Linked DNA regions of Homo sapiens: regions 1 and 3 are each linked to region 2. Evidence: read pairs that join two places in POLR2A ChIA-PET (ENCODE). Cell type or tissue: HepG2. All regions are shown on one strand.

Evidence for each region. ChIA-PET counts read pairs that join two places held together with the same protein. Peaks named below come from ENCODE experiments on the same cell type or tissue, not always from the same donor. Only the 100,000 strongest peaks of a DNase experiment are listed, where the experiment ranks them.
Region 1: POLR2A ChIA-PET joins it to region 2 with 12 read pairs; 23 of 35 experiments call an interaction of 5 or more read pairs at or near these places.
Region 3: POLR2A ChIA-PET joins it to region 2 with 16 read pairs; 23 of 35 experiments call an interaction of 5 or more read pairs at or near these places.

Annotation. Positions count from the first base shown.
Region 1 is chr6:37,136,152-37,138,651 of GRCh38, reverse strand. No RefSeq gene overlaps it. Among named protein-coding and RNA genes, the nearest start is that of PIM1, 33 kb to the left of the region's middle. RefSeq lists an enhancer at 378-1,214. In HepG2, no CTCF peak of the experiment used is centred here; DNase peaks (open chromatin) are centred at 481, 961 and 2,251; H3K4me3 peaks cover 1,619 bases.
Region 2 is chr6:37,058,418-37,060,917 of GRCh38, reverse strand. No RefSeq gene overlaps it. Among named protein-coding and RNA genes, the nearest start is that of FGD2, 54 kb to the right of the region's middle. In HepG2, a CTCF peak has its summit at 1,511 (motif pointing left); a DNase peak (open chromatin) is centred at 1,437; H3K4me3 peaks cover 686 bases.
Region 3 is chr6:37,130,023-37,132,522 of GRCh38, reverse strand. No RefSeq gene overlaps it. Among named protein-coding and RNA genes, the nearest start is that of PIM1, 39 kb to the left of the region's middle. RefSeq lists enhancers at 226-1,143, 1,144-2,062. In HepG2, no CTCF peak of the experiment used is centred here; DNase peaks (open chromatin) are centred at 1,292 and 1,472; H3K4me3 peaks cover 1,039 bases.

The DNA of each region.
Region 1 (2,500 bases), 78 kb before region 2:
CTGGCTCAGCCTCCCAAGTAGCTGGGACTACAGGCGCCCGCCACCACGCCCGGCTAATTTTTTCGTATTTTTAGTAGAGACGGGGTTTCACCATGTTGACCAAGATGGTCTCGAACTCCTGACGTCGTGATCCATCCGCCTCGGCCTCCCAAAGTGCTGGGATTACAGGCTTGAGCCACCGCACCCGGCCTCCCCCACACATTCTCTGCCTATCTTGAAGCATCTCTTACTCTGGTCTTGAAACAATTTCTGCTGAAATGACTCTGAGTTAGAACGCCCTGTGATCTTTCCTAAAGACCTGAGCATGCCTCCTTGACATGCATCGCATTTACAGTTATATCCTTTCCCCTTGATCCAATGACTCATATTCCCTGAACCCTTTTATCTAAAAATGCTAAAGAGGGGACAAATGATTGGTAAGCAGAATCTCCTGGCCACTGCAGTCCCAATCAGAGTGAGGTTTGAAAGCTTTTCTTAGGCTCAGAGTCCAGGGAAAAGTTAATTTTTGGTTCTCGGCATGTGGACTTAGGTTTCTGTACCGGCGAGGAGTAAGGATGTGGAATGAGTAAACTCCCTGGGAGGTGGGGGGTGGGGAGGGGATGGGGCCTCCCTGGAGCCTCGGGCCATTAGTAATCTGCTTTGTGAATGGAGTTAAAGGAGGAGGGGGCTGCACATACTTGGAATTCCTTCATCTGGGTGGGCTCCTTCTCTCCAAACTTTCAGGATGTGGGAAATATAAGATGAAAGAAGCTGCATTTCCAGCCTATCAGGTTACAGCGTGGAAAATGGAGAGGGAAAGAAGTAGGGGGTGGAGAGTGGGGCGGGAGAAGGCCTCCCCGAGAGGGGCCAGGGAAACCCAGTTTGAGAACTGGCTGGGGAGAGTGAGAAAGAAAGAGTGCTGGGGCGGTCAGATCACGTTTCACATCACATCAGAGCTGTGGAATTTCCTCTCTTCTAGGGGGAGCCCTGTGAAGATGAAGTTGGTTTAAGGTTAGTCGGTGATGAATAATAGCCCAAAGGCGACTGATGGAGGGTGTTACTAAGTGACTGGTGTTTACAAGCAAAGCTTTGGTGGTGGGGTTGGGAGGTGGGAGCGGGAGCCATCTTCAATCTGAGTTGTTCACCAAATTCTGTGACCCGAGAATGGAGTCCATGTATGGATTTTATTTGTGTCTGACCTCTGTGGTATGCAGAGTCCTGAACACTCGGGCTGAGAAGGGGAGCAAAAGAAATGGGAAGGTAATTAGAAAAGGCGGGAGAACCTCCAGCGTGGGTAAGGGATGCAGGGCCCTCCGGGCACAATCAGTTTCTGCTTTGTGTCTCTGGCGTCCCTGGGGCGGTCCTGGCAGGATCTGTTTCTGTTCTACTTAATCCACGTGCTCCACACCACTCAGTTGTCACTGCCTGGCTCTCCGAGGACCTTACCTCCCCAGAGATGCGTTTATTTTTTAAGTGTACCCAGGCGGCTGTCCCTCCTTATTTTCTGTTATGAGAAAGAAAGCTCCACCCTGGGTGTGAAACAGAAGTGTGAAACTTCTGCGAGGCCGGGTAAGTGGCTCCTGAGGCCAGGTACACCCTCCTTAGGGAAGAATAAAAACAGTGGAAGACCACTGGGGTCAAGTTTGGGCCTAAAATTAAATAAAGGACAACGGGAGGGAAAATGGAACCAAGCAACTGGGCTGGTGGTGGCGTGTTAGGAGAAAAAGAATGTTTATTAAACCCTGATACCAACCACAGTCGGGTAATGTATTGTTCTAATATTATGACGAATAGAAAGTTATTAGATGGCATATAAATCATCACATACTACACATGACAAAAATATTGCTTGTTTTGAAAAAATTAGAATACAATAAAATACGCTTGTCACAAACCATAGCAAGCTTCATTTCATCTTTTTTCTCCTGTTTCAGAAAGCTGTTTAGGATTTTGCAGTATATCAGGGTCATCATTTTCAAACATCTATTAGTGCCATATTGTAGTCGCGTGAGAGGTTCAGTTAATAAAGGTTTCTGGTTGATAGATGGCTAGAGCAAACAGACTTTTGCACTATCTTCTCTGAATTGCTACTGAGTTATTACAATACACTGAGTCCATATTTTATCACTTTACAAACCATACACTCATATTTTCCCCTCCTCCCTCCCTTTCCAAACACTACCACCTCCAATAGTTTTGAGAAAAATAAATAGAATATTTCCTCCTCTTTGCATTAACTCCTCACAGCTCCCTTTCCAACACGAGCTGTAGCCTTGAACCTTGCTGGACTCAACTCCATTGCCTAATCCTTGCTGGTTTTGACACCCACAGTCATTTTCTAAGACTGGCTTTTTTTTTCTTTTTTTTTTTTTTTTCGTGAGGCCTATTAAATTTGGGATAGGTAGTATATTTGAACTGGTCCTTCTGGATTTCTGAGTGGTTTCCTAAGAACAGGTAAGGGTAGTAACTTGAGTGGTATTTCCTGTGTGCCCCAGTGAAATAAGTCAACAGCATGTTTTTC
Region 2 (2,500 bases):
ATGTGAAAATGCTTTATGAGCTGAAAGTGCTTAAATGATATTTTCTGTGAAAATTCATCATGGTTATTTGAAAAGTTGTTTTATTTATTTATTTTAAATTAATATTTATTTATTTATTTATTTATTTGAGACAGAGTTTCGCTCTTGTTGCCGAGGCTGGAGTGCAATGGCGTGATCTCGGCTCACTGCAACCTCCGACTCTCAGGTTCAAGCAATTCTCCCAAGTAGCTGGGACTACAGGCACCTGCCAACTCGCCCGGCTAATTTTTTGTATTTTTAGTAGAGACAGGATTTCACCATGTTGGCTAGGCTGGTCTTGAACTCCTGACCTCAGGAGGTCTGCCTGCCTTGGCCTCCCAAAGTGCTGGGATTACAGGCGTGAGCCACCTTGCCTGGCCTATTTATTTACTTCAAATCAACTAGTTCTTAAGTGTTTGATACCCACTAACTGCATGTGCCCAGCATTGTGCTTAATGCTTCCAGCAAGTCAAGAAATGTAAGATGAGTATGGCTTGTTGCCAAGGAACTTATGCTCAATTTGAGGAAATGGAGCACTCACGTTGAAAGCCCATTTCCTTTCTGTCAATGAGAGGGAGCACTCCGATTCTTGTAAATCAGTTTCTATCACTGGGCCTAGTTTCCTCAGCTGTGAAAAGGAAATGGAGATGCCCGCCTATAATCCCAGCACTTGGGGAGGCCAAGGCAGGAGGAATGTTTGAGCCCAGAAGTTTGAGATCAGCTTGGCCCACATGGTGAAACCCCTTCTCTACAAAAAATACAAAAATTTACCGGGCGTGGCCATGTGCACTTGTGGTCCCGGCTACTTGAGAGGCTGAGGTGGGAGGGTCACTTGAGTCTGGGAGGTCGAGGCTGCCCCTGTCACCAGGCCCTGGTGTGTGAGCCTGACAGGGTGGGGGTAGCCAAGACAGTCCCCTGGCAATGCAGACAACAGCAGGAGAGAATAAGAGCTGTGCTGAGGGTCCTGGCTGAGCCTGAAGGAGCACAGGAGCCGGGAAGTGTTGCTTCCCCCAGTAGCTGGGCCTGGGGGCGCCTTCCTGGGCCAAGTCTTCTCCACAGGGAGCAGGAGGCTCTGCGAGTCAGCCCGCCCTGTCTCTCCTCCTCCTCCAGGCATGCCACCCTCTCCGCACACAGCAGGGTCTGTGGGGGTGGAGGCTTTTTCCAGACATGTATTTAAGTGAGGAGAGAAAACAAGGCGAGTCGCCTAGGATTTGCCAAGTCAGTAGGCAGGAACACAACCCAGGAGGCCAGAAATAAGACGCTGGTGAGGGTCACCCTGCTCTCCGGAGCTGGGGACGGTTTATAGCCCGTGCAGAACGCGTTATAATCACACTTTTGTTTGAGGATGGCCCTTGATCCCCGGGTGTTGTTGCTCTCCTGGTTGGAAGGTAGCAGAGCCCTGATTGTGGGCAGTGAGTAATGGTGACTCAGGGAAATTCACAAGGACACAGGGAACACCCCCAAAGTCATCCAGGGACATGCCCTGGTTCCCCCTGCCGGTCAGGGAGCCAGAAGTTCTGGTCCCCTTTGTAAAGGAGGAATTTCTAAAGTTTTCTCTGGAACTTTGGCAGAATTCTGTAGGACCTTTCAGGGGAAGCATTCGGCTTTGGGAATTTTTGGGGGGGAGATTACTAAAAGTTTTAAGGCTTTGTATCTATTTATGAATTAGCTTCTTTTCTCTCTCTTTTTAAAATTTTTAATTAATTAATTAATTAATTTATTTATTTATTTTGAGACCAGGTTATGAGACTGGCTATTTTTTTTTATTTTTGGTAGAGACACGGTTTCACCATGTTGCCCAGGCTGGTCTCAAACTCCTGGCCTCAAGTGATCAACCCACCTTGGCTTCCCAAAGTGCTGGGATTATAGGCGTGAGCCACCGCACCCGGCTTTCTTTTCTCTTTTAGCTCCTAATTATATTTGTCTCTTAATCTGATTGGGCATTTGTTACCTTGTATGCAAACAATTCTCCAGAAAACAAATTATGACAATAATAATAACAGCTAATGTTTATTCACCCCTTACGACATGCCAGGTACTGGTCTCTCCGTGTATTTTTGTGTTTCATCAAATCTACAGTTCCATCAATCATTAGACATCACGTTATTTGTGTACCACTAAACGATGCTGCCAATTAATCCTTGATATGCCATTGATTTTCAGACTCACCCTGATTTCAGAAATGTTAAAATGGAGATCAATTTTAATCATCTTAGAATCCATGAAATGCAGTAATTAAATCTCAGTTACCATCCTTGCCTTACAGACGGGTAAACTGAGGGACAGAGAGGTTGAGTAAATCTGTCCCAATCTTACCCAGCAAGTATGTAGTGGAGAGGAGAGCCGAACCCAGAGTTGGGCTCCAAAGCCTGTGCTCATAACCGCTGCACTATATTGTGCCTTAGGAAGTCGGATCTGTTCACCGGCAAGACAGGAGGAAGGACACAAAATAACAGAGGGAAAGCTGGACCCACCCTCCACT
Region 3 (2,500 bases), 72 kb before region 2:
TCTCCTGCCTCAGCCTCCCGAGTAGCTGGGATTACAGGCTCCTGCCACCATACCCGGCTAATTTTTGTATTTTTAGTAGAGACGGGGTTTCACCATGTTGGCCAGGCTGGTCTCGAACTCCTGACCTCGGGATCTGCCCTCCTCAGCCTCCCAAAGTGTTGGGATTACAGGCATGAGCCACCGCGCCTGGCCCAGATCAAGTTTTGATAGATAGAGATAATAGTCCCAGCAGCCACCATGTATTTTTCCATTGCTAGGTGCTGTGTTGATGGCCTTGTATTCATTCTCATTGAGTCCTCTCAGTGACTGTCTGTCACATATGCCTATCCCTGTTGGACAGATGAGAAAATTAAGACTCAGGGATTAAGTGACTTGCCCAGCAGTAGTTGCATGTTGATTCCTTTTATTTTATTCTATTTTTTTGTCTTGTCTGATTCCAAGCTGACATTTATTGAGCACTTACTACCTGCCAGGATCTATACCAGTGCTTCACAATGGGTCCTCAGGACCACACTATGTGAGATAATATTCTTATTGTCCTCATTTTTCAGGTCAGGAAGCAGGCTCAGAGAGGCTTAACTTGCAAATATCACACTACTAGGAAGTGGCAGAACCAGGCTGTGACCCCAGGCAGTGGGATTCCTAGCTTTTGACCACTGCATTTCGTCATTAAAAACCCAAGACAACCTCTCTGTGATTTAGTGTTACTCCTGAAGTGATCCCAGGGAAGGACCCTCAGGACACGTTAGATCAAGACTCCAGGGTTTGCTCTGACTGTCTACAGAAGGGAGAGCTGGGGAGGATAGGGCTGGGAGGTTGAATCTGTTAATATCTGCACAGAGGAGGGCAGAAGCAGCTAAGCGGTGTTCGTACTGCTCTGTGTGTGCCCTGGAAATGCAAGCAGCCCTCAGCTTCTGTGGCTGGCCTGGATGGCTGGCAGCAAGCCTGCAGGAGGGAAGCCCCATCTCAGGGAGGGGCAGCCAGACCCTCCGGCAGTGGCTTCCCCCTCGCTGACCTTTAGCTGGAGCTGATGAATTGGCAGCAACTGTGTGACATCAGGGAGACATTTTCTTCTTTGTGAGCTCAGAGCTTCCATTTAAAAATTCCTCAGTCACAGGACAGAGGCTGCAGAAGCCCGGGCAACACTTGTGGTGGCAGCAGGTGATGTGCACTTGTTCCAAGTCCTCCAGAAGTCTGCGTAATCCTCGGGATTCCGGGCGGCTGCTGGGATGGCCATGTAAGGTGCGGTTGTTGGCCTTATTTATCCCTGTGGCGCTGCCAGCTCTTAGAAGCCCTGCAAGGAAGGGATCATGGGGGGGCGGGGGGGAGGGCTGGTCCCATCAGCTGGCGCCTGGGAGTCACCAGCTTCCTCCAGCAGTTTCCTCTGCCTGGCCCCTCTCTACCTTCTTGTCTTTACCCCTGGTGAAAACCAGCACTCAATTTAAAATTAAGTGAGCTCAAAAGTTATCCAAACATGTTTGTCTTGACTTTTGTATGTGGGGCAGGTGGAGTGGAAGGAAGAGAGGCTGCAGTGAGTCAAGATTGCGCCACTGCACTCCAGCCCGGGTGACAGAGCAAGACTCCATGACACACACAAACACACACACACACTCACACACACACTCTTTTCCCTAAACTTGACGGTGGCAGAAGGAACCATTATTTTATTGCAGCAAAGGGCAAAGTTGAAAGGGAAATTAGATCTCTAAATACTCCAAGCCCCTCATTTTACAGAGGAGAAAACTTCCAGCTCAGAGAGGGGAAGTGACTTGCCCAAGGTCTCACCACAAGTTAGAGGCAGAGGCAGGACCAGAACTGATTACCTTGGGCAGGTTAGCTTTTCTCTCTGAGCTTCGTTCCTTCATTGATAAAGTGACACGGTGGGGTTTGATGATGCGCAAGATTTATCTCCAGATCTCAAAATACAGAACCGTAATTGAGTGACTCTCTCAGGCTCCCTGAGGGATCCTAGAGGATCCAGGGGAGCAGAACTCTGGAGAAGGCAGGATATATGGTAAAGAAGGTGGGGACTGTTTGATGAACAAGTAACTCCAGGATCTTGGGACAGACGATTCATTACCTTGGCTAGCTGCCTCTTCACCTCAGTCTCTCCCCCTGCCCTTGCCCTTGGAGAAAAGCATTCATCCCAGAACAGCCATCTTCCCTCTTTTCCCTTCTTCCCAACCCACAGATGTATATATTCCCTAATTTCTGATTATTTACTGGGCCGCTATTACTCTAGCTTATATATTTATAGCTTTCCGGTAACACTCATCTAGGAATCACTCAGTGTGCCAGGTACTAAGTACTTTACATTATCACATTTAATCCTCCTACCTCCATCCTCTGAGTTAGGCTATATTATCCTCAGTATGTAGATAAAGAAACCCAGGCTAGGTTGAGTGCTGTGACTTACACCAGTAATCCCAACACTTTAGGAGGCCAAAGCCAGAGGATCGCTTGAACCTAGGAGTTCAAGGTCAGTCTGAGTAACATAGTG